Linked DNA regions of Homo sapiens: regions 1 and 2 are each linked to region 3. A link is a loop called in an ENCODE intact Hi-C map of the cell type or tissue named here. Cell type or tissue: ascending aorta. All regions are shown on one strand. Links, peaks and the distances in the headings refer to the core of each region. The heading gives the core; the rest is flanking DNA. Region 1 overlaps EXD1 (exonuclease 3'-5' domain containing 1). Region 2 overlaps SPINT1 (serine peptidase inhibitor, Kunitz type 1). Region 3 overlaps INO80 (INO80 complex ATPase subunit).

What was found. Hi-C counts contacts between places; a loop is a spot of excess contacts. Peaks named below come from ENCODE experiments on the same cell type or tissue, not always from the same donor. Only the 100,000 strongest peaks of a DNase experiment are listed, where the experiment ranks them.
Region 1: a loop joins it to region 3, with 2.8 times the contacts of the local background. A loop is called at or near these places in 30 of 110 quality-filtered maps.
Region 2: it touches region 3 in a loop (4-fold over the local background); 11 of 110 quality-filtered maps call a loop at or near these places.

The regions. Positions count from the first base shown.
Region 1 is chr15:41,179,669-41,189,720 of GRCh38, forward strand. EXD1 (exonuclease 3'-5' domain containing 1) reads right to left here. Exons shown (of 12, transcript NM_001286441.2): 12 at 3,060-4,925. The coding sequence ends at 4,263. Among named protein-coding and RNA genes, the nearest start is that of EXD1, 46 kb to the right of the region's middle. RefSeq lists an enhancer at 488-1,038. In ascending aorta, for the core only: a CTCF peak has its summit at 5,352 (motif pointing left); no DNase peak of the experiment used is centred there.
Region 2 is chr15:40,853,478-40,862,645 of GRCh38, forward strand. It overlaps SPINT1 (serine peptidase inhibitor, Kunitz type 1), which reads left to right. Exons shown (of 11, transcript NM_003710.4): 4 at 12-150; 5 at 234-404; 6 at 583-609; 7 at 920-1,045; 8 at 1,162-1,212; 9 at 2,415-2,585; 10 at 2,799-2,846; 11 at 3,293-4,730. The coding sequence ends at 3,498. Among named protein-coding and RNA genes, the nearest start is that of SPINT1-AS1, 14 kb to the left of the region's middle. RefSeq lists an enhancer at 4,605-4,654. In ascending aorta, for the core only: CTCF peaks have their summits at 4,331 (motif pointing right) and 5,830 (motif pointing right); DNase peaks (open chromatin) are centred at 4,354 and 5,854.
Region 3 is chr15:41,018,164-41,026,163 of GRCh38, forward strand. It overlaps INO80 (INO80 complex ATPase subunit), which reads right to left. Exons shown (of 36, transcript NM_017553.3): 26 at 2,737-2,962. INO80-AS1 (INO80 antisense RNA 1) reads left to right here. Exons shown (of 5, transcript NR_170322.1): 2 at 339-465; 3 at 1,300-1,399; 4 at 6,324-6,474. Among named protein-coding and RNA genes, the nearest start is that of INO80-AS1, 5.4 kb to the left of the region's middle. In ascending aorta, for the core only: CTCF peaks have their summits at 633 and 4,518; DNase peaks (open chromatin) are centred at 628, 4,498 and 6,198; H3K4me3 peaks cover 612 bases; H3K27ac peaks cover 4,059 bases.

The DNA.
Region 1 (10,052 bases), core at 2,053-10,052, 160 kb after region 3:
CACTTTGGAAGGCCGAAGCCAAGGCTGGTGGCTCTCCTGAGGTCAAGAGTTCAAGACCAGCCTGGCCAACATGGTGAAACCCCATTTCTACTAAAAATACAAAAATTAATCAGGTCTGGTGGTGCACATCTGTAGTCCCAGCTACTCAGAAGGCAGAGGTGGGAGGATCACTTGAGGCTGGGAGGCAGAGGTTGCAGCAAACCGAGATTGTGCCACTGCACTCCAGCCTGGGTGTCAGAGTGAGACCCTGTCTCAAAAAAAATACAAATAAAATGAATAAAAAATAAAATATCTAGTGAAATGTTGGCTGTTAGGATTTAAAATAAAAAAATACATAATATAAAAAGCACAATAGAAAAATACATAATATGAAATGATGAAACATCAAAACAGGAAAATACATCTCAAAAGCACAATGATTGTATTTACAGTATAATTGTAACTGTGTTTCAAGTGTGTGTGTGTGTATGGTGAGAGAGAGAGAAAATAGAAAGAAAAATATCAAAATGCCAGGAAGGATTGTATAAAGTAGGGTTGTAGTTATTTTTTCTCTTATTTTCTAAATTTTCTGTAAGTTATTTGTGTTACTTTTAAAATAAATACCCTTTTGACAAATTACCTGGCTGACTCATAGGGAGTCAATTGCACCCAGGCACCCTAGTTTACCCCAGGCCTCATCTCAGCTTGCTGCTGGGACATGCATTGTCTCAAAACAATAAGATGCTTATAGGGAATTAAAGTTCTATTGTGCCATAATTTATCAAGCTCTTAGACAGATAGGGGCAAAGCCGCTGCAGTGACTTTTCGTACTATAGCTGAAAGAACGCTGAATGGGACAAGAAGCCAAGAAACACTGGTTCTGTTTTCAGTGCTGCATTTTTGTCCAGGGTGGTCATTTAACCTCCTTTCCTTATTCCAATACTAAAAGGGTCAGATTACTTGTGAGTCGCTAATTATAGGTTATGTACAGAAAAGTCAGCCGAGTAGAGGAGATACAGAAAATTAGTGGTAGACTAGAGCAAGACTCCAAGAGTTTGGGAAGCATGGTTTATGACTTCTCAGACTAGGAAAATACAGAGTAAGTAAAGAACTCAACAGTGGTTCGAGACAAAAATGCAGGATTTCCCAAAATGTAGACAAGAAATCTGGGCAATGGCGCACAGCACTAGCAACAGGTCTTGCGTTAACAGGAATTTTTTTGGACTTTATCTAGCAAAGAACAGAAATTCATCCTAAGGTGTAACCGCACACACAGAATTTAGGTAGGCACTCCAGGCTAGAATTAAGATGTAGAGAAAAGTGCTGTTTCAGGTATAGATGAGTGTTTCACTTGAGAGAATACTGTAATGAAGCCCAAAGGCTCATTTAGTTTGGGGAGTCTAGTAGTTATCAAACACACTGTCCAGTAGAACTTTTTTTTTCTCTTTTTTTTTTCTGAGACATTATCTCGCTCTGTCGCCCAGGCTGGAGTCCAGTGGTGCAATCTTGGCTCACTGCAACCTCCGCCTCCCGGGTTCAAGCGATTCTCCCGCCTCCGCCTCCTGAATAGCTGGGACTACAGGTGCGCGCCACCACGCCGGGCTAATTTTTTTTTTTTTTAGATGGAGTTTCGCTCTTGTCACCCAGACTGGAGTGCAGTAGCATGATCTTGGCTCACTGCAACCTCCGCCTCCCTGGTTCAAATGATTCTCTCACCTCAGTTTCCCGAGTAGTTGGGATTACAGGCACCTGCCAGCATACCTGGCTAATTTTTGTATTTTTAGTAGACAGAGGGTTTCACCATGTTGGCCAGGCTGGTCTCAAAGTCCTGACCTCAATTGATCCACCTGCCTCAGCCTCCCAAAGTGCTGGGATTACAGACGTGAGCCACTGTGCCTGGCTTTTTTTTTTTTTGCTACAGAGTCTCAGTCTGTTGCCCGGGCTGGAGTGCAGTGGTGCGATGTCAGCTCATTGCAACCTCCACCTCTCAAGTTCAAGTGTTTCTCCTGCCTCAGCCTCCCAAGTAACTGGGATTACTTGTGCGCTATCACGCCTGACTAATTTTTGTATTTTTTGTAGAGACAGAGTTTCACCATGTTGGCCAGGCTGGTCTCCAACTCCTGACTTCAGGTGATTCGCCTGCCTCAGCCTCCCAAAGTGCTGGGATTACAGGCATTAGCCACCTTACCCGGCAGAAAAATCCTTTTTTTTTTTTGAGACGGAGTCTCGCTCTGTCACCCAGGCTGGAGTGCAGTGGTGTGATCTCGGCTCACTGCAACCTCTGCCTCCCAGGTTCAAGCGATTCTCCTGCCTTAGCCTCCCAAGTAGCTGGAATTACAGGCAAGTGCCACCACGCCCAGCTAATTTTTGTATTTTTAGTAGAGACAGGGTTTCACTGTCTTGGCCAGGCTGTTCTCAAACTCCTGACCTTGTGATCCACCTGCCTCGGCCTCCCAAAGTGCTGGGATTACACGCGTGAGCCACTGCGCCCAGCCTGAGGGGTAATACCTTGTACTTTTTTCTTTTTTTTTTTTTTTCAAATTGTACTTTATACCATGTATGTAAATATGTTATGAGTAGTAACTGAATGGTCTTGCAGATCACCTGAGGTCAGGAGTTCAAGACCAGCAACTGAATGGTTCTATAAGAAGCTAAATGAAGTTCAAGAATTTTACAGGAATCCATGCCTTTTGCAGAGTAAACCTAGACTGACCACATACCGGGCTCAATCTGAAGATGCATTCACCAAAGATGAACCAGTAACTACTTTGGCCCCAAGTGACTTTCTAATCTAAGTATAAGGTGAGACAACGCAACTGCAGGGCTGAGCCAACTGCCCTCAGGCCTGCCTTAATCTTAACCTCAGACTAGATCTGGGCTCTGGAGTTCGGAAAGGCAAAAAAATTCTTTCAGTGGCAGTCAGAATCAACTAGTGCAGACAAGGATGCTCCTGATCTTAGATTGTTCCTAAGAGCAAAAAGAATAACAGAGTCGAATCACAGATTTATAAACTGGACTCTGGACCTAGAAATCCAGACATTTCTTTCCACCCTGACCCAATTAAGAAAAGTGAGAGATTGTTTTTTTAAGTAGAGTATGACAAAACAGGTTTATTGGTTATTTTACACAAAAGAATGTTAGCAATTTGCAAGCATTCAATACTTTAAAAGGCTCAATACAAGCTGCCTTCCTTTCACCCTAAGAAAGTATACTAACTCCAGGCAAATAGAATGGAGTCAGGCTTCAAGTTTATATAACAGACAGACTAAAAAGAAACCCAGGGTCCCTGCTTTGTTAGGAAAATGGACAAAACCAGCTAAAAATAAAGGAAATAAAAACAAATTAAAATAAAGATATTGGCTGGGCACCGTGCCTCACACCTGTAATCCCAGCACTTTGGAAGCCAAAGGCAGGTGGACCACAAGGTCAGTCAGGAGTTCGAGACCAGCCTGGCCAACATGGTGAAACCCCATCTCTACTAAAAATACAAAAATTAGCCGGGCGTGGTGGCACGCACCTGTAATCCCAGCTACTCAGGAGGCTGAGGCAGGAGAATTGCTTGAACCCGGGAGGCGGAGGTTGCAGTGAGCAGAGATTACACCACTACACTCCAGCCTGGGTGACAGAGTGAGACTCCATCAAAAAACAAATAAAACAAAAATTAAATTATTGATTCCTATAACATTATTTGCCTAAGAGACAGACAAAACATTCAACATTCAAACATAAAGTTAATATTATATTTTAAAAAGGAAAAAAGTGGTTACTCTGGGCACACTGCCTATGGTGTAGCCCTGCTCCACAAGGAGCGGTAAAAAAAAATAAATAAAACAAATAAATAAAAAGGAAAAAAGTACTGGTAAAGTTATCAGGTACCAATTTTTTAAATGAATTGTTAATAGTTTTACCAGGTCTCTTCAAAGGAATCCAAAAGTCAAGAAGCAAAACAAAATTTGAAAATGATGGAGTCTTCCTGATACTAAGCCCAAGATTCTTCCTTTCTTCAAATCCTCTAAACCCAAATTATGAAAAATAATGCACTCTGGTCACTGAGAACATTTCTACACAGTGACATAATCAGAAATTATACTTCTTCCATTATTTAACTTATTCATTCTCATTCTCCGCATACCAGGAACACAGGAGTAAGCAAGAGGATATAATTTTCCCCTGTGACTGAAGCATTACTACATTTACAACATGAGAAACCTGGGCACTGTGGAAAGCCCTGATGGCAAAGGAAATAAGCCATCTGTATGGCCTTAAGAACAAACTGCCCATCTCTAGGGCAGATTTAGAAAAGGACTTATCCAGGAATCGATCTTCTCCAAGGCTGGACAGGGAGGGAGTGTGGAAACCACAGTCTTTCTGATAGGATAAAAAGTGTCACTTGGAGACACTCTGGTTTCCTGAGGAAAGGAAGACATTGAAACAGCCTGTTTTGTGCATTTTAAATCTTCCTTGTTTTCCACCATCAATAACTGTTCTGTCTCCTCTTTCAAAGATAAACTTGCCTGAAACTCATGTTTGGGTGTCATAAAGTGTTCTTTCTGAGTTATTCTCTGGTCCTCTGACCCCTTTGACTTTGTGCAAATGAGTTTGTTACTGGAATCCTCACTGGTTTCCCCTTCCTCTGTGGGAGGTAGATGTTGAGGATTTGTAGCTTGTTTATTCAAAGATTCTTCTTTCAGTAAATTCACATCCCCGTGAAAGTCTTGAGATGTAAAACTTGGAGCTTTATCTATCCTAAAATTTTTACCAAATAAGAAGCCTTTGACTTTCTCCTCTTTCCCTGCTGTCTCTGTCACTAATTTCTTTGGCTGTAGCACTGTCCTTATCAGGAGTCCCTGTGCATTCACCCTATATTCTCTTGCAGCTTTCTCCCTGCGCTGCTTCTGGAAGTCCTTGAGTTGAAGCAGTTCCTCTGGCAGCTCCATACATGTAGGCTAAGAAGAGAAAGCGAACACAAGTTTATTATAACTAAACTTCTGAATATGGTACTTAAAATCACTTTTTTTTTTTTTTGAGATGGAGTCTCGCTCTGTCGCCCAGGCTGAAGTGCAGTGGCACGATCTCGGCTCACTGCAAGCTCTGCCTCCTGGGTTCAGGCCATTCTCCTGCCTCAGCCTCCCAAGTAGCTGGGACTACAGGCGCCTGCCACCACGCCCAGCTAATTTTTTTTCTATTGTTAGTAGAGACAGAGTTTCACTGCGTTAGCCAAGATGGTCTCGATCTCCTGACCTCGTGATCCACCTGCCTCGGCCTCCCAAAGTGCTGGGATTACAGTCGTGAGCCATAGTGCCCGGCCTGAAATCACTTCTGTTGTACCAAATGGTAATTGGTAAATGAGAGTCTATTCAAATGTGTTCATATAGCACCCTCTGGTGTCTTCAATTATAGTAGTATCATTTTTCTAGTAATTTCAATATTTTGAAAAGGCAGTGAATCCATAGGGCTGTGTGTCTCTGTGTGTATGCACGTATGTATAAAGACTATACAGGAAAAGTTAGTCTCCCTTCCAGCCTGGCCTCAGCTGCGTTAGCAGGTACATCTTCTTAGAGCAGTTTCTTGTGTTATCTCCCAAAGATAGTCTACTCATGTATGATCATATACATATTTTTTCATTGGATTACATTTTTATTTTCCTCCAAATTTTTATTTTGTTATCTCTTTCAGGTTTTGGGAAGTTTTTTGTTTTGTTTTGTTTTGATTTTTTTAGACAGGGTCTTGCTCTGTTGCCTTGGCTGGAGTGCAATGGTGTGATCATGGCTCACTGTAACCTATAACACCTGGCCTTTAGTGATCCTCCTGCCTCAGCCTCCTGGGTAGCTGGAAGCACAGGTGCATGCCACCATGCCTTGCTAATTTTTGTGGGGTTTTTTTTGAGACAGGGCCTTGCTCTGTCACCCAGGCTGAAGTACAGTGGTGTGATCATGGCTTACTGCAATCTCCACCTCCTGGGCTCAAGCAATCCTCCCACGTCAGCCTCCCCCACTCAGAGGAGCTGCAACTTCAGGTGTGTGCCACCACGCCTGGCTAATATTTAATTTTTTTGTAGAGACAGGGTTTCACTATGCTGGCCAGGCTGGTCTTGAATCCCTGGGCTCAAGTGATCCTCCCACCTCAGCCTCCCAAAGTGCTGGGATTATAAGCATGAGCCACCACACCCGGCATCCGATTATATTTTTTAGCTGCTTGTATGGATATCAAAAATCTAGTAATTTTTACATTTGTACCCAGGCACTTTATAAATTGTCTTTTTGTTTGTGGTAGTCTTTTTCAGTTGTTTCTCTTCAGTTTTTAGTTGTATAGCTGGCAAGTCATAATTCTGATTCCTTTTTTCAATTTCCATAGCTCATATTTTATTTTCTAATTTCACTGGCTAATAGCTTCAAAAATACTAAAATAGTGGTGATAGTCACAATTTTTGTACTGTTCCTGATATTAGTGTTCTCAAACAAATATGCAGTCTTCTCTCTTGAGATACTTTCCATATCCATGGGTTCTGCATCCATGGATTCAACCAACTGTAGATTGCAATAGTCAGGAAAAAGTGGCTCACGCCTGTAATCCCAGCACTTTGGGAGGCTGAGGTGGGTGGATCACTTGAGGTCAGGATTTCCAGACCAGTCTGACCAACATGGCCAAACCCCATCTCTACTAAAAATATAAAAATTAGCTGAGCACGGTAGCACATGCTTTTAATCCCAGCTACTCAGGAGGCTGAGGGAGGAGAATCACTTGAACTCAGGAGGTGGAGGTTGCAATGAGCCAAGATTGCACCACTGCACTCCAGCCTGGGTGATGAGCAAGACTCTGTCTCAAAAAAAAAAAAAAAAAAATCAGAAAAAAAAAGAATGGTTGCATTTGAAATGATGATGCACAAACTTTTTTTTCCATGTCATTATTCCCTAAACAATGCAATATAACAACTATTTACATAGCATTTACGTTGTATTAGCTATTATAAGTAATCTAAGAATGATTTGAAGTATAGGAGAGGATATGATAGTGAAAAATGAAAAAATGCTGCTGCACATTTCCGTATAACCTATACATATCCTCCCCTATACTTTAAATCATCCTTACATTTCATATAAGGGACATACATTTCATCCATATATTTCTTTTTTTTTTCTTTTAGGAGATGGAGTTTTGCTCTTGTTGCCCAGGCTGGAGTACAATGGTGCACTCTCGGCTCACTGCAACCTCCACCTCCTGGGTTCAAGCGATTCTTTTTTTTTTTCTTTTTTTTTTTTTTGAGATGGAGTTTCGAGCCCAGGCTGGAGTGCAATGGCGTGATCTCAGCTCACCGCAACCTCCGCCTCCCAGGTTCAAGCGATTCTCCTGCCTCAGCCTCCCGAGTAGCTGGCATTACAGGCATGCGCCACCATGCCCGGCTAATTTTGTATTTTTAGTAGAGATATGGTTTCTCTATGTTGGTCAGGCTGGTATCAAACTCCTGACCTCAGGTTATCCGCTCGCCTGGGCCTCCCAAAGTGCTGGGATTACAGGTGTGAGCCACCACACCCGGTCTGTCCAAGCAATTCTCCTGCCTCAGCCTCCCAAGTAGCTGGGATTACAGGCATGCACCACCATGCCCAGCTAATTTTTGTATTATTAGTAGAGACAGGGTTTCACCATGTTGGCCAGGCTGGTCTTGAACTCCTGACCTCAGGTGAACCACCCACCTTGGCCTCCCAAAGTGCTGGGATTACAGGCATGAGCCACTACACCCGGCTCATCCATACGTTTCATATAATCATCCATACATTTCACATAAGGGACTTGAGCATTATGGGTTTTGGTATCCATGGGGGGATGTTGGAACCAATCCCCCACAGATGCTGAGAGATGACTGTATATGTTTTATTATGTTAGAAAAGTTACCATCTATTCCAACTTTGACCAATAATGCATGTAGAGTATTATAATTTATTCAGCATTTATAAGATAATCATAACACTTTCTTGGCTCTACTGAAATGTATGATTTTGTCACACTGAACCATGCTTGCAACTAGAATCCAATGACACATTAAAAATAATAACATATATAGGGTTCATATAAAAAATGCTAGTATTAGGCCGGGTGCAGTGGCTCACGCCTTGTAAATCTAGCACTCTGGGAGGCCGAGGCGGGTGGATCACCTGAGGTCAGGAGTTCGAGACCAGTCTGACCAACATGGAGTAACCCCGTCTCTACTAAAAATACAAAATTAGCCAGGCGGGGTGGTGCATGCCTGTAATCCCAGCTAATCAGGAGGCTGAGGCAGGAGAATCGCCTGAACCCAGGAGGTGGAGTTTGTAGTGAGCCGGTATCACACCACTTCACTCCAGCCTGGGCAACAAGAGCGAAACCCCGTCTCAAAAAAAAAAAAAAAAAAAAAAGCTAGTATTTTAAGATTTTACATCAATATTCATAAGTAAAAGTGGTTTATAACAGCAACTGGCAAACTTTTCCTGTAAAGAACAAAACAGCAAATATTTTAGGCTTTGTGAGCCATAGTCTCATATACTACTTCTACTACTTTTTTTTTTAACAATACTTTAAAAATGTAAAAATTGTTCTTAGCTCATGAGCTGGAGAAAACAGTCTGCAGGCCAGATTTGGCCAGCGGGCTATAGTTTGCCAAATCCTGATCTATAGTCTCCCTCCCCTCTTTTTCCTCCCTCTCCCTCCTCTTCCCCCTCCCCTTGTCCCCTCCACTCTCCTCCCTTCCCCTCCCCTTCCCTCTCATTTCTTGTCTTTTCTTTTCTTTTTCAGACAGAGTTTCTGCTGGTCACCCAGGCTGGAGTGCAGTGGCAGAATCTCGGCTCACTGCAACCCCTACCTCCTGGGTTCAAACGATTCTCCTGCCTCAGGCTCCCAAGTAGCTGGGACTACAGGTGCCCGCCACCATGCCCAGCTAATTTCTGTATTTTTTGTAGAGACGGGGTTTCACCATGTTTGCCAGGCTGATCTCAAACTCTTGACCTCAGGTGATCACCAGCCTCGGCCTCCCAAAGTACTGGGATTACAGGTATGAGCCACCGTACCTGGCCCTGGCCCTTTTTTTTGAGACAGTCATTGTTAATATTCATAGTATGCTTGAAAAATGATTGAAATTCTCAGTTTAATAGTTTAAGCTTTTCCTTTTTTTTCTTTTCTTTCTTCTTTTTTTTTTTTTTTTTGAGACAGAGTCTTGCTCTGTCACCCAGGCTGGAGTACAGTGGTGTCATCACAGCTCACTGCAACCTCCACCTCCCGGGTTCAAGCTGTTCTCCTGCCTCAGCATCCTGAGTAGATGGGATTACAGGCATGTGCCACCACGCCTGGCTCATTTTTTGTATTTTTAGTAGAGATGGGGTTTCATCATGTTGGCCAGGCTGGTCTCAAACTCCTGACCTCAGGCCTATAGTTTTTTATATCTCTCTGCTGCATAAGAATAAATATGGAGGCCAAGCACGGTGGCTTATGCCTATAATCCCAGCACTTTGAGAGGCCAAGGCAGGCTCATCACCTAAGGTCAGGAATTCAAGACCAGCCTGGCCAACATGGTAAAACCCCATGTCTACCAAAAATACAAAAATTAACAGGGCATGGTGGCAGGTGCCTGTAATCCCAGCTACTCAGGAGGCTGAGGCAGGAGAATTCCTTGAACCCAGGAGGCGGAGGCTACAGTGAGCTGAGATCATACCACTGCACTCCAGCCTGAGTGACAGAGCGAGACTCCATCTCAAAAAATAAAAATAGGCTGGGCGTGGTGGTTCATGCCTGTAATCCCAGCACTTTGGGAGGCCAAGGTGGGCGGATCACAAGGTCAGGAGTTTGAGACCAGCCTGGCCAACATGGTGAAACCCCATTTCTACTAAAAATACAAAAAATTAGCCAGGCGTGGTGGCACATGCCTGTAATCCCAGTTACTCAGGAGGCTGAGGCAGGAGAATTGCTGGAACCCAGGAGGCGGAGTTTTCAGTGAGCTGAGATCATGTCATTGCACTCCAGCCTGGGCGACAGAGTGAGACTCTGTCTCAAAAAAAATAAATAAATAAAATAAAATAAAATAAAATAAAAATATGGAAATATTAAAC
Region 2 (9,168 bases), core at 1-8,000, 160 kb before region 3:
CCTGTGTGCAGAGGAAAGACCCAAACCAGGTGGAACTGTGGGGACTCAAGGAAGGCACCTACCTGTTCCAGCTGACAGTGACTAGCTCAGACCACCCAGAGGACACGGCCAACGTCACAGTCACTGTGCTGTCCACCAAGCAGACAGAAGGTGAGGGAGGGGTGAGGAGCAGCACCTGGAGCCCCCGCTGTGCGGATTGGCCGCACGGTCCCCTCATAAGCTCTCCCCCCTAGACTACTGCCTCGCATCCAACAAGGTGGGTCGCTGCCGGGGCTCTTTCCCACGCTGGTACTATGACCCCACGGAGCAGATCTGCAAGAGTTTCGTTTATGGAGGCTGCTTGGGCAACAAGAACAACTACCTTCGGGAAGAAGAGTGCATTCTAGCCTGTCGGGGTGTGCAAGGTGGGCCTTTGAGAGGCAGCTCTGGGGCTCAGGCGACTTTCCCCCAGGGTGAGTGGTCTCTCTCTTCTGTGGCCAGGGAGGTGGGTGGTGGGAGCTCTCCCTTGCCCACCCACCCCAATTATCTCATCCCCACTGGAGCCTGGTCATGCCTCCTCTCATTCTCTGTTCTCTCTCCCAGGCCCCTCCATGGAAAGGCGCCATCCAGGTGGGCTTTACTCCCCTCCCCATCCCCCATCCCCACCACATCTCTAGCCCATATCATCCCTATGCCCCTAAGCAGCCTGCCTTTGACCAAGCCATTCCTCCCCTCAGAGTTTGTGGAAGGACCACAAACATCCCACCCCTTCCAGCCCAGCATCGTCCTATGAGGATCTGCCCAGTTTGCGTGGGGCAGGAGTGGGGTTGGTGGAAAGGGAATGGGGGATGTGCTGTGTCTGGGCAGAGAGGGCCAAGTAGAAGGTGGGCCCTGGGCACTTGTTCTTTGCTTGAGCCTGACCTCCCTTCCACCCGTCCAGTGTGCTCTGGCACCTGTCAGCCCACCCAGTTCCGCTGCAGCAATGGCTGCTGCATCGACAGTTTCCTGGAGTGTGACGACACCCCCAACTGCCCCGACGCCTCCGACGAGGCTGCCTGTGAAAAATGTGAGGCCTGGGGGATAGAGGGGGTTGGGCAGCAGACAGGGAGGTCCTGACAGCCTTGCCCTGAACCCCTGGGAGACCCTTGTTGGGTCTGAGACTCTGACCTTTCCTCTCTGCAGACACGAGTGGCTTTGACGAGCTCCAGCGCATCCATTTCCCCAGTGACAAAGGTGAGATCCTCCCCAGGTGCCCTGGATCAGGGCAGACGCTGACACTGCCATCCTCACTATTTCCATCCAGCAGTGCCTGAGGGGCCTGCTGGGTGTACGGGCCTGTGGGCACAAAGAGCCAGGGTGGGCTCCCCGTTCTCCAGATGGCTCAGCTTCTTCCCTGGCTGGCTCTTGGGCTTTCTTCTGTGGCTCTGTGTTTTCCAGGCATCACTCATTCTCCGAACACCTTCATAACTTCAGCCATGTCCACCACATATTGCTCAGATCTTATTTACTTAATCAGTTACTTTTTAAATGTAATATATTAAAAAGGAACTTTCACATCACTACCATAAATGGGAAGCCACTATTACTTGCCAAACATTGAAAAACAACACAAATAAATATAATAAAACAGTAAGTTTTAGCTTGCCAGGCGTGGTGGCTCACACTTATAATCCCAGCGCTTTGAGAGGCCGAGGCTGGCAGATTGCTTGAGCTCAGGAGTTCAAGACCAGCGTGGGCAATATGGCAAAACCCCATCTCTACAAAAAATACAAAAATTAGCCGGATGTGGTTGCGCGTTCCTGTACTCCCAGCTACTCAGAAGGCTGAGGTAGGAGGATCACTTGAACCTGGGAGGTAGAGACTGCAGTCAGTTGAGATGGAACCACTGCACCTCAGCCTGGGCAACAGAGTGAGACCCTGTCTCAAAACAATAATAATAATAATAAGCTCTAGCTAGTTGCTTGCCTGCCAAGGCTCAGACCCTGAGGCCCATCCTCTTTTTTAAGAAAGGTAAACCAGCCAGGCGTGGTGGCTTACACCTGGAATCCCAGCTACTAGGGAGGCTGAGGTGGGAGGATCGCTTGGCCTAGGAATTTGAGGCCAACCTGGGCAACATAGCGAGACACTGTCTTTAAAAAAAAGAGGTAAACCACCCAGTGTTGGAAAACTGAGACCGTGACCCAGTCAGAAAAGCTGAAAGAAAATTGAAATAACTATGAGTCGGCGTAGTTTACTTTTGTGCCTACAGTTATTGTCCAGGGTTTGTCTTCCCTTTTCTGGCACCACTGCAGCTGGGCCAGGTGTTTTGGGGCCTCTCAGGCCCTCCCTGAGCCATGGCAGGTGGGGAGGTGCTGGGCAGCAGCCACGTGGAGCCTAGCAGAAGGTGGCAGGGAGGCCATGGACTCGCTCACCATAGCCTACCCCATACCCCCCAGGGCACTGCGTGGACCTGCCAGACACAGGACTCTGCAAGGAGAGCATCCCGCGCTGGTACTACAACCCCTTCAGCGAACACTGCGCCCGCTTTACCTATGGTGGTTGTTACGGCAACAAGAACAACTTTGAGGAAGAGCAGCAGTGCCTCGAGTCTTGTCGCGGCATCTCCAGTGAGTGGGCCAGTGAGAGGGTGGGCATGTATGGGGGAAGGCTTAGCCAGTGGCCTCCACTCTGTCCCCAGGCCTTTGGGAGTCACCCCTCCATCCTCAGAGCGCCTGGAGTAGGAGTGGGAGAGGATGCCAGTGTGAGGTCTGGGGCACTGGGGAGCAGCTGAGTCTCTGAGCCCTCAGTACTGACTGGTCTTTCCCCTCATCATTCTGCAGAGAAGGATGTGTTTGGCCTGAGGCGGGAAATCCCCATTCCCAGCACAGGTAAGCCCTGATCTGTCCTGTAACTGAGGTTAGCATGTAGGTATCAACTCACGGATCAACTCCACCTGTTGTGACAGCCTAACCTGTGTTGAGAAGGATGCCAAGGTGGCCTATAGAGACAGAGTACCGTAATCAAATGGGGATGCCTGCCACACACGAGGGAGGGAGTACAGTAAAGTGCGTGCCGATGTCTGTCAGCAGCGTCCCAGGCTTCCCCCAAGTTAACTGCAAGGAGAGCGACTTGAGCTGAGACCTGAGGCCCACCAGAGTTCCTCTGAGCTCCTGGACAGAGCTGTTCAGCTGTTCATATGTGGGAGGTCTGAGTCGGGTGCCCATGTCCTTCCATACCTGGCATCCATTTGACTTGGTCTCTTCCATAGATTGGGGGTGGGTGTCAGAACCAGGCAGGCCCTGGGAGCCCCTTATTCTACCCCTTCTTCCCCCAGGCTCTGTGGAGATGGCTGTCGCAGTGTTCCTGGTCATCTGCATTGTGGTGGTGGTAGCCATCTTGGGTTACTGCTTCTTCAAGAACCAGAGAAAGGACTTCCACGGACACCACCACCACCCACCACCCACCCCTGCCAGCTCCACTGTCTCCACTACCGAGGACACGGAGCACCTGGTCTATAACCACACCACGCGGCCCCTCTGAGCCTGGGTCTCACCGGCTCTCACCTGGCCCTGCTTCCTGCTTGCCAAGGCAGAGGCCTGGGCTGGGAAAAACTTTGGAACCAGACTCTTGCCTGTTTCCCAGGCCCACTGTGCCTCAGAGACCAGGGCTCCAGCCCCTCTTGGAGAAGTCTCAGCTAAGCTCACGTCCTGAGAAAGCTCAAAGGTTTGGAAGGAGCAGAAAACCCTTGGGCCAGAAGTACCAGACTAGATGGACCTGCCTGCATAGGAGTTTGGAGGAAGTTGGAGTTTTGTTTCCTCTGTTCAAAGCTGCCTGTCCCTACCCCATGGTGCTAGGAAGAGGAGTGGGGTGGTGTCAGACCCTGGAGGCCCCAACCCTGTCCTCCCGAGCTCCTCTTCCATGCTGTGCGCCCAGGGCTGGGAGGAAGGACTTCCCTGTGTAGTTTGTGCTGTAAAGAGTTGCTTTTTGTTTATTTAATGCTGTGGCATGGGTGAAGAGGAGGGGAAGAGGCCTGTTTGGCCTCTCTATCCTCTCTTCCTCTTCCCCCAAGATTGAGCTCTCTGCCCTTGATCAGCCCCACCCTGGCCTAGACCAGCAGACAGAGCCAGGAGAAGCTCAGCTGCATTCCGCAGCCCCCACCCCCAAGGTTCTCCAACATCACAGCCCAGCCCGCCCACTGGGTAATAAAAGTGGTTTGTGGAGTTTCTGGCTCTGTTCTGTGGGCCAGGAGAGGGACTAGGTTGCTGGGGGGTGATGGGACCGTCCTGTTCAGCTGGTTCAGGCTTCAGCCACCCTGTTGAGCAGGTTTTCCCATCGTCTCTCTCGAAACTGGCCTGGCCCCTGACTTTGGAGAGCAGTGCCATGTTTGACCACCAGAGGGGAGGAGTGAGCGGGCCACGGGAGCCACGAGTGTGGGGAGGCTGCAGTGCTGCTGTGTAGCATTTCTTCCTGGTGTGAGCCTCTCCACAAGCCTGTTGAGTGGTTGAGCTCTCCACAATTCTGCTCATTTGGAGGTTGGGGTTAGGGGTGCACAGGCACCTTGGCTCCTACCTCCATGTTAGGGCCCAGGTGACTAGCTGTCTCCCTCCCAACAGAAGCCCTGGCTTCTGCGCTGGAGTGCAGCACCCCCAACCAGGCTCTGAGCTCCTTCCCAGGAGCCTTTAGTAGAGACACGCCACTCCAACCCACACCCCTGCATTTGTTCAAGCTACCTCCCGGTGCCAAAAAAAAAAAAAAATCATACTTTGAGCTCATTCGTTCGTTTATTCAGTGAATTACATTGAGCTCCTCTGTGCCAGACACTGCCAATCATTAGAAATTTGATACTGCTGAGAGGGGCAGAGGAAGCACTATTTAAATGCTTTACGTATCTCGAGTTGCTGGCGCTGCACACAGCCCTTGTGATGACAATACAATCATCCGCATTTTACAGGTGAAGAAACTAATTCATTGAAATTTCCTCCCCAAGGCCCTAGAGCTGAGATTGGACTGGATCCCCAGAGTTTAGTCTTACAAAAGAGGTATCGGGGTTGGTGGGGGTGGGGGGGGACTTAAAAGCAAATTTTAAGCAAGTACAACTACCATGAATGTACATATATGAAGTTATAAGTGTATAGCTCAGTGAATTTCCATAATGACACACACCTCTGAGGCAGGCACCCAGATCAAGAAGCAGAACCTTCTTAGCACGCCGGGACAGGCCTCGTTTTGATGGATAACACCTGGTTTTGGACTCGTGCTCTCATGGACCACCTCCCCATTTTGCACGCCTCAGCCTAAGCTCAAAACCCTCCCACACAACTGCAGGTGGTGGACACTCCCTGCCTCACACCCCTGTGTCTGCTAACACCACCCTGAGCCCAGAGCACCTCTTATTTCCTTTACTGCCTGTCTTCTTGCCGGATTGTGAGATCCCAGAGCCGCAGATGGCATCCAGTTGTGTCTGGGTTCCCGGCACCCCATGCTCCCTCTGTGACCTTGGTAAATCGTAGTTTAGTAAATGTTGAGTAAGCGGCAGGGGGTGGGGCTCATCCCCATTGTTCCACTTCATAGGGCACCGTGTTTTCCCTTCTAACCCCCTACTCTGACACTCGTCCATCCTTCGAGGCTCAAAACGGACTTGATCCCTACTGGGAACAACCCCCATTATCAGTTGGTTCTCAGACTCTACCCTAGTGTCCAGAACAGTGATCAACACAGAGCAAGTATTTAATAAGGGTTTGTTGGCCTGAAGTGAACATCCTCTCAGGGAGGGATAGACATCAAGTGAGAGGATGCCAGGCAAAGGGCCACCCCTAGTAACAGCTGCTTGCATGTGCAGAGGGAGTGCCCGAGGAGGTGGGAGCTCTCGGGGGTCACTAGGGGGCGCTGTGACTATGACTGGATGCCGTGTTCTTCCTGCAAGGATGTGAGGACTCAGTCTCAGGCAGGTGACAGGAGTGGAGCAATGAACGCCAAGACACAGCTCCTGCTCTCCTGGCGCTTACACTCTGGCGTGCAGGCTGCAGGGATGCAGATACGGTGACAAAACAGTCTGGTCCCCAAACTTCTCCTTATCCCTGAGACCGCCCCAGCCATCCTCTGCTCTGTGCCCACCCACATGACTCAGAACTTTGATCCCTACCTCCATGTCCTGAACAGGCAGTTTCCTCCACTTCAGAAGTCCCCTCCGCCCTGGAAAGCTCCTACTTTACCCCGTGTTCCAGCTCACGAAGCTTTCTCTGGCTCTCCAGCCAAAGTTCATTGCTGCCCTCTCCACGCACTCCTGCTCTACACAGCTCCGCTGCACGCATAAGTCCAAGCTAGTGTGTGTCTCCCTTTATCCAGACAAGACTCCTCAGGGCGCTGACCAGGTCTTAGTTATCCTAGCGTCTCCCAAGCTGGGCCCTGCTTGTGCGTACCAGGTATCTGAAAAATGGCTGCTGGAACAAAACAGAGGCCGGTCAAGTGGAGGAGATTAAGGTTAATAAGTGACTTCGTGGAGAAAGTCTAACATCAGGTGAGTGGCCCTGCACGGTGGCTCACACCTGTAATTCCAGCAGTTTGGGAGGCCGAGGTGGGTGGATCACTTGAGGTCAGGAGTTCGAGACCAGCCTGGCCAACATGGTGAAACCCCGTCTCTACTAAAAATACAAAAATTAGCCGGGTGTGGTGGCACACACCTATAATCCCAGCTACTTGGGAGGTTGAGGCAGGAGAATCACTTGAACCCGGGAAGTGGAGGTTGTAGTGAACCAAGATGGCACCACTGCACTCCAGCCTGGGTGACAGAGTGAGACTCCATCTTAAAAAAATAAAATTAAATTAAAAAAAAAACTAGGTGAGTAGGGGTCTCCAAGAGATTCTTGCACACGTATGTACATAGCATTATTCACAATAGCTAAAACATGGAATCAACCTGAGTGCCTATCAACAGATGAATGGATAAGCAAAATGGAGTACACACAATATACACGGTGGAATAATATTCAGCCTTAAAAAGGATGTTCTAACATATGCTACAACACAGATGAACCTTCAGGACATCTATATTATGCTAAGTGAAATCAGCCAGTCACAAAAAGACAAGTATGATTCTACTCATCTGAAATGCTTAGAGTAGTCAAAATCAAAGAGACAGTAGAATGATGGTTGCTGGGAAAAGGAAAATAGAGAATTATTGCTTAATGGGTACAGAGTTCCAGTTTTGTAAAAGGAAAAGGCTCAGGAGATGGATGGTGGTGATGGTTGCACAACAATGTGAATGTACTTAGTGCCACTAAACCATATACTTTAAAATGGTTAAGATAGTAAATTTTACATTATATGTATTTTATCACAATAAAAAAAGATTGGAAAAAAATAAGATGAGCAGATGGGTGTGGGTGTTCCATGCATAACAAAATCACACTGAGCAAAAGCTGGGCAGTGGAGATCCTGGGTTTTGTTTGGGAATCACAAGCTGCTCAGTTTGGAAGCAGGGAGGTGGAAGCTGGGAGTTTGGTGGGTGGAGGGGATTTAAGCAGGGGAAAGGAGTGATCTGAACTTTAAAGAGTGGGCCGGGCGCGGTGGCTCATGCCTGTAATCCCAGCACTTTGGGAGGCCAAGGTGGGTGGATTACCAGAGGTTGGGAGTTCGAGACAAGCCTGACCAACATGGAGAAACCCCGTCTCTACTAAAAGTACAAAATTAGCTGAGCATGGTGGCACATGCCTGTAATCCCAGCTACTCGGGAGGCTGAGGCAAGAGAATTGCTTGAACCCGGGAGGCAGAGTTTGCAGTGAGCTGAGATCATGCCACTGAACTCCAACCTGGGCAACAGAGCAAGACTCCATCTCAAAAAAAAAAAAAAAAAAAAAAGGAGTGGGCAGATAAGCAGGCTACATCACCAGAGGTCACAGCACAGGGAGAGGGACAGAGGGAGGAAGCAACACCAAGTAAATTAGGCGAGGGAACCTGTGTGAAGCACATAGCAGATCTCTGGTGAAGGCTAGTCAAAGGTTGCACACTGGCAGCCTACAATCATGCTTTGACTCAAACAATCGTTTAGTTTCTTTAATTTAGTTGCCAACATTTAAGGAGTCAGAAGTCTTCATTGAAAAAAAAAATCCATATTGCTAGCTTCTTGTGAGAACTCTGGGGACCTAGCAATCCAGGCACAGAGTTCAGGGTCCTCTTTAGCTGGGCAGGCATTAACCCATTCACAGTCCTCCCCCACCCCACCCAGCATTAGGTGCTTGCCTGGGACTTCTAGGCATTCGCCTCTGGAACCCCCAGCATCTTTTTTTTTTTTTTCTGAGACAGAGTTTCGCTTTTGTTGCTCAGGCTGGAGTGCAATGGCACAATCTAGGTTCACTGCAACCTCGGCCTATCGGGTTCTAGCAATTCTCCTGCCTCAGCCTCAGCCTCCAGAGTAGCTGGAATTACAGGCATGTGCCACTACGCCCAGATAATTTTTGTATTTTTTAGTAGAGATGGGGTTTATCAATGTTGGTCAGGCTGGTCTCGAACTCCTGATCTCAGGTCATCCGCCCTCCTCGGCCTCCCAAAGTGCTAGGATTATAGGCGTGAGCCACCACGCCCGGCCTAGAACCCCCAGCATCTTGTCCCTTACAACGCATCTTGCCTTCCCTATATTGGGTAGTTGTCTCCAAAATTTATTGGTCCCAACAGTTCAGGTAAACACTCACAAAAACTGGGTGGTTTCTCCCAAACCCATCCCTGCCCACTAAAATAAACAGCCCTGAATGAGGAGTGGTTTGCCCTATTGCACAAGACCACTCCCTTCCCCACCCAACCACAGCAGGACTAAAGCCTGGGAAGGTACCTTTAAGCTCCCCCGGGGAGAGATTCTTGTTAATAGCTCCACCTGGAAGTCCTAAACCCGGAAGCCCGGGGGTTTCCTAAGCCTTCCCACAGGCTCTCTGAGGGCTTGCCTCTCCTTCCCCACCTGCAGTGGCTCCCAGAGTTTGTATCAGAGGAGCCCAGAACCAGGGAGACTAAGAAAACAGACTGGGGAAGAAATAAAGACACCGCTTGTAGTGGAGTTTTTTGTTGTGGTGGTTTTTTCAAGGCTACATGTTTAGGAAAAAAAAAAAAAAAACTAAAAAAGGGTGTTAACCCAAATGACCATAGTGTTGTCTCTCACTGATACAATTACAGATTGATACAAAAACAGTTTTTGTGTTTTTTGTCAACTTGCATTTTCTAAAT
Region 3 (8,000 bases), core at 1-8,000:
GAGGGTGGGCAAGCTAAGTTCGTAAGATTTCTGTAGCCTGCTTATCTTCTTTCTCCATTTAGATATACTCTCTTAGCACAAATGTTAATGCATATAAAAATTTGTTTTATGTCTGAATTTTGAGAAACTTCAATTATTTCAAAATCATGATTCAATGGTTTTCAAACAGTCCTGCCTCCCACATCTACTTTACTTTGCTAATCAGAATGAACTGTTCCTAGGATTAGAAAAGCTCAGAAATAAAGATGTGCATATACTTATAAAGACAGAACTCTAACATGACTAAAGGAGGCAAGAAGTGGTACCTGCTGTCAGCTTGTTATCTTGTTATTGTGTAGGTGGGGAAGGGAGAAGTGGATGGACTGGACTTCTTTGTACTGCCCTGAAGGAAAATGACTAAGAAGAAACACTTCAGCAACAGCCTTAAAACACTTCAGCAAAATGAACACTATCTCTGATTTGCTGGTGAGCATGGAGAAAATCAGTCTCTAGTATTTGTCCTTAGTAAGATATGCAGGAAAAACAGGTTTCTTTCTCTGAACACACTAGAGTGACTTCTGGGGCTGGTATTTGTTAGCCAAGTTTTTAGCAGTCACTTAAGTTGCACTGGACAAGAGCTCCACCTGTCGCTAAGCAGGATACAGAGACACAAGGAACACACTTCTCTGGAAATCCAGCTGATTCTGCTAAGTCAAACCTGTGCCCAGACCCTTCTTTAAAACAGGAGCTTTCTGGATCATTGGGTGTTAAAAATAAATAAAATAAAACAGGAGCTTAAAAAATGTTTAAATGAACAAACCTATCCTACTCTCTTACAAACTTTCCTACAATCCTATAGTACTTTCATTAGACACAGGTTTTTACCATCCACGGTGTAAGATCCTGTTCAGAGATAAAAAGAATGTAGCCTATGGCAGTAAAATTAGGGCAAAAGATTAAATAATATCTCATTTTTCCAAGGAAAGGGGACTTTTGAAGGGATTGTACATCTTTCTGGTGAAACATGGAGAAGAAAAGGTGTGAAACCCAGAAGATTTTGGTCAGTCTCTCAAGGAATATGGAAGCAACCCTTCTCAGGGAAAGAGAAAACGTAAAAGTATAAAGGAAAGAGAGATGATAAAGGGTTCCAGTGAGACACCCCCAACCCCCGCCCTGTCCCAGCTAGTCTACAGAGCACAATGGGGTGAGGAGCTGGTTGGTTCTCACAGTAAACAGCCAGTGAGGCTGGTGCTTTTTATCGATGCAAAAAGAACTCAGACGCTTCCTGCTATTTAAACAAGGTCCATTTTTCTTTCAAAGAACAGGAAAAGCCACAAGAGATTCCCACAACGCCAGCAATAAGCCATCTACTCCTGTAATGGGAACTTAGGAGCCAGAACCAAGAAGGGAGAAAAAAGAAGTAAGGTGCTATCTTGCTTCTTTCAATAACGGTGCTCATCTCTTGCCTGGGATTCTGTAGTTTCCTTACCAGCTTGCTTTACACTTAGGTTCCCCCACTGATTTTCAAACAATATATTTCCACTCACTGCATGTGCTTTAAGTCAGCTACAAGGCCATGTGTAATACTGCCTTCAGATACGCAGAAAGACATCTTGGAGTTCTCAAAGCACTAACAGGCTGGGGCAAACCCCTTGACACTTGACAAAGTTAAAATAAAGTGGAAAAACCAGGCCTTACACACTGGAATCCAGTTATCTCTTAGAGACAGAAGAAGACCTCTGTTGAATGCTTAGCTCTAGTTTATTTCCATTACATGCCAGTAAAAGGGATATAGTTGGCCGGGCGCGGTGGCTCACGCCTGTAATCCCAGCACTTTGGGAGGCTGAGGCAGGCAGATCACGAGGTCAGGAGATCGAGACCATCCTGGCTAACATAGTGAAACCCCATGTCTACTAAAAATACAAAAAATTAGCCAGGCGTGGTGGTGGGCGCCTGTAGTCCCAGCTACTTGGAAGGCTGAGGCAGGAGAATGGCTTGAACCCAGGAGGCGGGGCTTGCAGTGAGCCGAGATCACGCCACTGCACTCCAGCCTGGGCAACAGAGCGGGACTCCATCTCAAAAAAAAAAGGAATGTAGTCAAAATGTCAGAGATTTTGGACAACCAAAACTAACACTATAGCTCCAAGCTACCATTCCAGTTTGCCTGCAGGTGTAAGCAAAGAACGTGAGCCTATGAATTATCTGTGTTCAGTTTCCTTAAAAGTAGTCTCACTAAGGCAAAGATGAAAACCTAGTTTCCTTTCAACCCCCGACTTTGACCCTAGGGGATCTGGGAATCTGCTAGTATTTTGGCATAGAATGCACTGTTTTTCCTCTTGTTATCATTCAGATCTCTAGTGCTTCATGTAGGACACTGTTTATGCTATTTAAATGAGGCTTTCTGTGAGTGACGACATTCTCATTCATTCCACTGGCAATGGCACAAGACAACCGTACTCATTCAACCTAGAGCCTTTCCTACTAAGTTTATTTCTACCTTTTTTTTTTTAAGAGTGGCATTTCTTTCTCAGCTGTAAGCATGTCAAAGGAGTGTATTTAAGCACAAATCTAAAAACATTTCTCTCTCCACTCATCATAAATTACTAATATTCTTACCTATGAATTACTAAGGCCAAAAAAGGAAGCAGAAACCTCAAGAACAGTAAATTCCAAATATCTGAAAGGACCACATGAAGATAACCCTGGTTCTCCCCTTGCCAAAGCGAGGAACACATTCCAAGAGGATTGAGAACTCACCTGGAATCCTGATGAAAGACCAGCCATTCTGAGGTCTGATGCTCCACAGACCTCCAGCTGGCTCTGGGAAGAACTGTGATCGTCTATTTAGCCAGTCTGCAGCCAGTTCAGGGGCCCCATTCAACAAACACTGCTTGGCTGCCAGACTCCCTCCTTCCTTCAGAACTCGCCTTTCATATTCTGCACTTCGGTCATTGCAGTAAGAATCCAATGGCACTGCGGTAACCTGCAGTTAAAGATTCACATGAGATGGCTCTTTCACGTTGTCCATACACACTATGCCTTTTGGGAACCTCAACTTTGAAATCAGACTAATGTGGATAGTTCTTAGACTAGTGGTTTTAAATATCTGTTCTGGCACACTAAGCTGTCCCTAATGAATGACTTAGTGAGCTTTTCCAGATAAAAAGCCAACCTCTTATAAAATGAAACCTGCAAACAAACTAAAGATCCAAAGAGAGCTGGAGTTTGCAGATAAATGAGAATACCAGGTCAGCAATAACTCTATTATATGCATATATATCTGATCATTTTGCCACCTCCCCTTCACTGCTAGATATTGTTCTTGGCAAAGTTCTCTTAACCATATGCATGATGGTGATGCCAGAAAGGGAGCTGCAGCTAGTCAGACTTCATTTAAAAACTAAAGAATATTGGCCTGGCATATTTGAAGTCATCTTTAATGCTTTTGTGGCAAAGCTCCCAAATTTATCAACAGCTTTCTCCTCTTCCCTGACCAGGTTGCTGACTGACAAACCTAATGGAAGAGAAACTTTCTTTCAGGCCATAAACTGGGGAAGGGGGAGTGCGGAGGCAGGGGAGGGTAGGGAAGCAATTGCCAGAGAGTAGCAGATTTGTTTCCTGGCTTGGCCAAAGGCTATACACAAATTCTTATCTCAATACAAGGTATAACCAAACAACACTCAGCTGCTGCTCACTCGATGGAGTAGAGGGCTCCTGCCAATTCAGAAACACAGATTTTATCCTTCTTTGGCTATCTGGGTTTATTCCTACTCTAATAGGCAGTATTCAGATACCTGTGAAGTCAACTGGTAAGGAACTTGAAGATGACAAGGCTAGCTTTTGTTAAAATGTGGAGGCTGTGATTATCTGTCAAGCCCACGCTGACAAATATGCTGAAAGCCCATTTCAGGTTGAATATCCCTAATCTGAAAATCTAAAACTTTGAGTGCCTACATGATGCACTAAGGAAATGCTCATTGGAGCATTTTGGGTTTGGGATTTTTGGATAAGAGATACTCAATCTGCATACGCAGAATTGCTCAGAAGAACCCTAAAGCTAGACTAAGACATGGGGAGAAACAGCGTATGAGAAGCAAAGGCCACAGCACAGGAGAGATCAGAACATAAAACACCGGCTGTATCTAGTTAGGTAGTTCTATCATTTCGTGGAAGTTAGGCACCAAGGGAACTTGATCTTGCTATTAACTTTTCTCCTTTTGTGTTGATCAAGCTTTAGGGAAATGGCTGTCAGGTTTTGGTACACATAAGGACCTCCTTTGAAGCGGACCAAAAGTGTAGATTTTGAACCAGAAGAACTGAGGGAGGGGCCAATAGACCTATGTTTTTGACAAGCACCCCAGCGTCCCAAGTTGAACCTTGAGAAATACTGCCTTGAGACATATGAACAGCTGACCATGGGCTGTAGGTGCCTCTGGAGGGTACCAACGTGACAGAAAGAGCATCATTTACCAATAACCAGAGAGTACTCTGGCTTGCAGATGAAGCTGAACTGAGTTTGCTAGGGAGCAGTGCCATCTATGGTCCAGATGCAAAACTACAGAGGGTCACAGCAAACTGGGCCTGGAGTTCCAAAACCAGTTCACAACAAAAATAGTTTATCCAAACAATACTAGAATCTCATATCACCTTTATCCTCTCCAAAAGGAACTTGTTTTCGGCTGAGCATGGTGGCTCACACCTGTAATCCCAGCACTTTGGAAGGCTGAGGTGGCAGATCGCCTAAGGTCAGGAGTTCAAGACTAGCCTGGCCAAGATGGCAAAACCCCATCTCTACAAAAAATACAAAAATTAGCCTGGCATGGTGGCGTTCACCTCTAATCCCAGATAGTTGGGAGGCTGAGGCACAAGAATGGCTTGAACCTAGGAGGCAGATGTTGCAATGAGCCAAGACTGTGCCACTGCACTCCAGCCTGGGCAACAGGGTGACAGACTGTCTCAAAAAAAAAAAAAAAAAAGTTAAAAAAAGAAGGAACTTGTTTTCTTGCTTCCAACTTATTCATTTTTCCCACTAATACATGAGCATGGGCAAATAAATATGGACCAAAAGAAAGCAAATAAATACAGGAATACAAAGCAGGTGGATGAAAATTGGGTCTCTCTCCCTTCTATGACTTGACATGGCAGTATCCCAGCAGATCGTGGGTCAGAGCAAACATCTCCCATGTAGGATGTGTGTCGCAGACCTGCAAAATTAATAGCAGCTATACTTCTATAAAAAGTTTAAAAAGTAAGTCTAGACTATAGAAATATGACCAGTTCTATATGTCTTGAACAGCATGCATACTCTTAGATAAGTAAAGCATATTTAGTCTTCTCTAGTAAGACTAAAGCGCGGTGGCTCACACCTGTAATCCCAGCAGTTTGGGAGGCCGAGGTGGGTGAATCACCTGAGGTCAGGAGTTCGAGACTGGCCTGGCCAACATGGTGAAACCCCGTCTCTACTAAAAATACAAAAATTAGCTGGGCATGGTGGTGCCTGCCTGTAATCTCTGCTACTCTGGAGGCTGAGGTGGGAGAATCACTTGAATCCAAGAGGTGGAGGTTACAGTGAGCTGAGATTGCACCACTGCACTCCAGCCTGGGTGACAGAGTGAGACTCTGTCTCAAAAAAAAAAAAAAACAAAACAAAACGAAAAAAAGAAACAAAAAAAAACAACAAAAAAACCTCATACAGACCAATTTTTATACTCACAGATAACCGTTTTGATTTAAAAATTTTTATTTATTTATTTATTTTGTAAAAAAGCAGAACTTATATTGGAATTATACATAAAGACTCTGGGCTCATAGTCTCGAGATGAAAAGCCAAAAGCTAGAATCTCAGCATGAAAGAACAGAGAAACAGGAAAAATGGTTTTTCTGCCTGGGATTCATTTCTAGGCACTCTTATAGTTTAAAAACAAAACAACTTTTTCCAGTTATAAACTTTCATCTATTTTTCAATTTTCATTTTGATGATACCCTTCCAGGTCTAGGATTGAATGCTTAAGAGGTTTGCAAGACACTGTTCTTAGTGAAATATTTTTCAGTGTTTTGAGAGGCTTCTTTGGCCAGGAGCCCAGGATCAAGATATTAATATATTCAGAATCATACAATGTCATGTTGTAAGTATGTAAGCAATGTACTTATGAGGTCCAAAAGAGGGCAAAAATGTCCAATATACTTAGAGTAAATCCTGCTTTCTAAGTCAGCTGTATCCCAGACAGCCTCCCCCTATTCTGCTAACCCCAAGTGACCTCCCGATTTGATCAGAAGGAGAGATGAAGCATGACGTACCGTTCTTCCCTCCCCACAAAAAATGCATACTCTCCCTCGTCCTACAGGAGCTAACCCCTTTCTTGCTTCATTAACCTCTGAAACTACAGTACCTTCAGGGGCTGCCCCCTTAAGCGTTCAGCGCGTCCTTCCTGAGGACACGTATGTTCCTGCTCTAGCTGAAGGAAGCGTAACCGCTCCAAGCGCTGCAGTATTTTGGTAAGAATAATTCCTAAGGCCTTAATTTATTAACCCTGCAGAATTATTTCCTCAGCTAATGATAAAACAGCTCCTATAATTCCTTCCATAGTGGCACAGTTCTTCCTGAACTAACCCTCAAGTTTTCATAGCATGTGTCAGAGAAATTAATTTGCCTAATTCAAGGCCAGGGTTGGCTTCAAAGGACATCAGTTTCTCTCTCCCCAATACAGATGGGTTAGAAGTCAATATAAGATATAATTAGGGTATCTCATGAAATTTTGCCTTATTCACTGATCTGAATCCCTAGGACTGATCTGAAAGGTAAAAGTTGTAGATCTGTGTATGAAATAGAGATATCTAAACTCTTCTTCCTGTCCTCCTAATAATCACGGTGTAATTACTCCCATTTTCAGGTTTAGCACATACTATGTAAAGAAACTCTACAAACATGGGAGGGGCCAAGTGGGAAAGGAGCACCCTTTCAGCCAAACGATAAAAGCTTTCTCCTGCTCCCTGCTTGCCAACACATGTTCACAGCAATTAGAGTTTTCCTCAAGCTACATTTACTTTTCTTGAGAGAAACAGCAGCAGCAGGCATGGTAGCTGGGATTTCTGGCTCCTCTAAAAACAATACTGAAGTAGTATAGATGGGGCATGCATGTGTGAGAGAGTGGGACTGTTCTTGAGAGTGGTGGGTTATAGATATTTGGGGAGCTCCAAGTGGTAAAAAATGAAGAACTTTCAGGTCAACAAATAAATACAATTACAGGCCAAGAGAGCTCATCTTTATTGGCTCTTTAAACACTGGGAACAGGCTGGGCACAGTGGCTCAGGCCTGTAATCCCAGCACTTTGGGAGGCTTAGGCAGGAGGATCACATGAGGTTAGGAGTTCGAGCCCAGCCTGGCTAACATGGTGAAACCCTGTCTCTACTAAAAATACAAAAATGAGCTGGGCGTGATGGCATGCACCTGTAATCCCAGCTACCTGGGGGGCTGAGGCACGATAATTGCTTGAACCTGGGAGGCGAAGGCTGCATTCAACCAAGGTTGTGTCACTGCACTCCAGCCTGGGTGAGAGAGCAAGGCTCCATCTCAAAAACAAAAACAAAAAACCCCAACAACCAAAAAACAAAACACTGGGAACAGGAGAAGTTAAAAAGACTTGATGTGCCTCTCTCAGAAATCTAAACTTCCTTTTATTAGGTCTCTTGGTATACACCTATCATACTAAGAGAACAAAACCAACCACACAACCATGAAAGACTGAAGCCTGCCTTCTATGGAAGCTCTTGGCTTTAAATGCTTCCTAGAAAAAGTGCATTTCCCTGCACTAACTTAAGCTTCTGAGACCAAGAATACTTTGGAAGAACAGGATATGTACAAAATCCAAATACTTTCTGGATAGCCAGTATAAACCAAACAAAGTTGATAGTGACAAGGGAATTAAACTCATATAGCACAGGAGCAGCAGACAGAAATCTAGGCAGGCAGGAGTCAACAGGATTCATCATCTTTCTAGGGGTCCCCTGTCAGATTCTGTCTT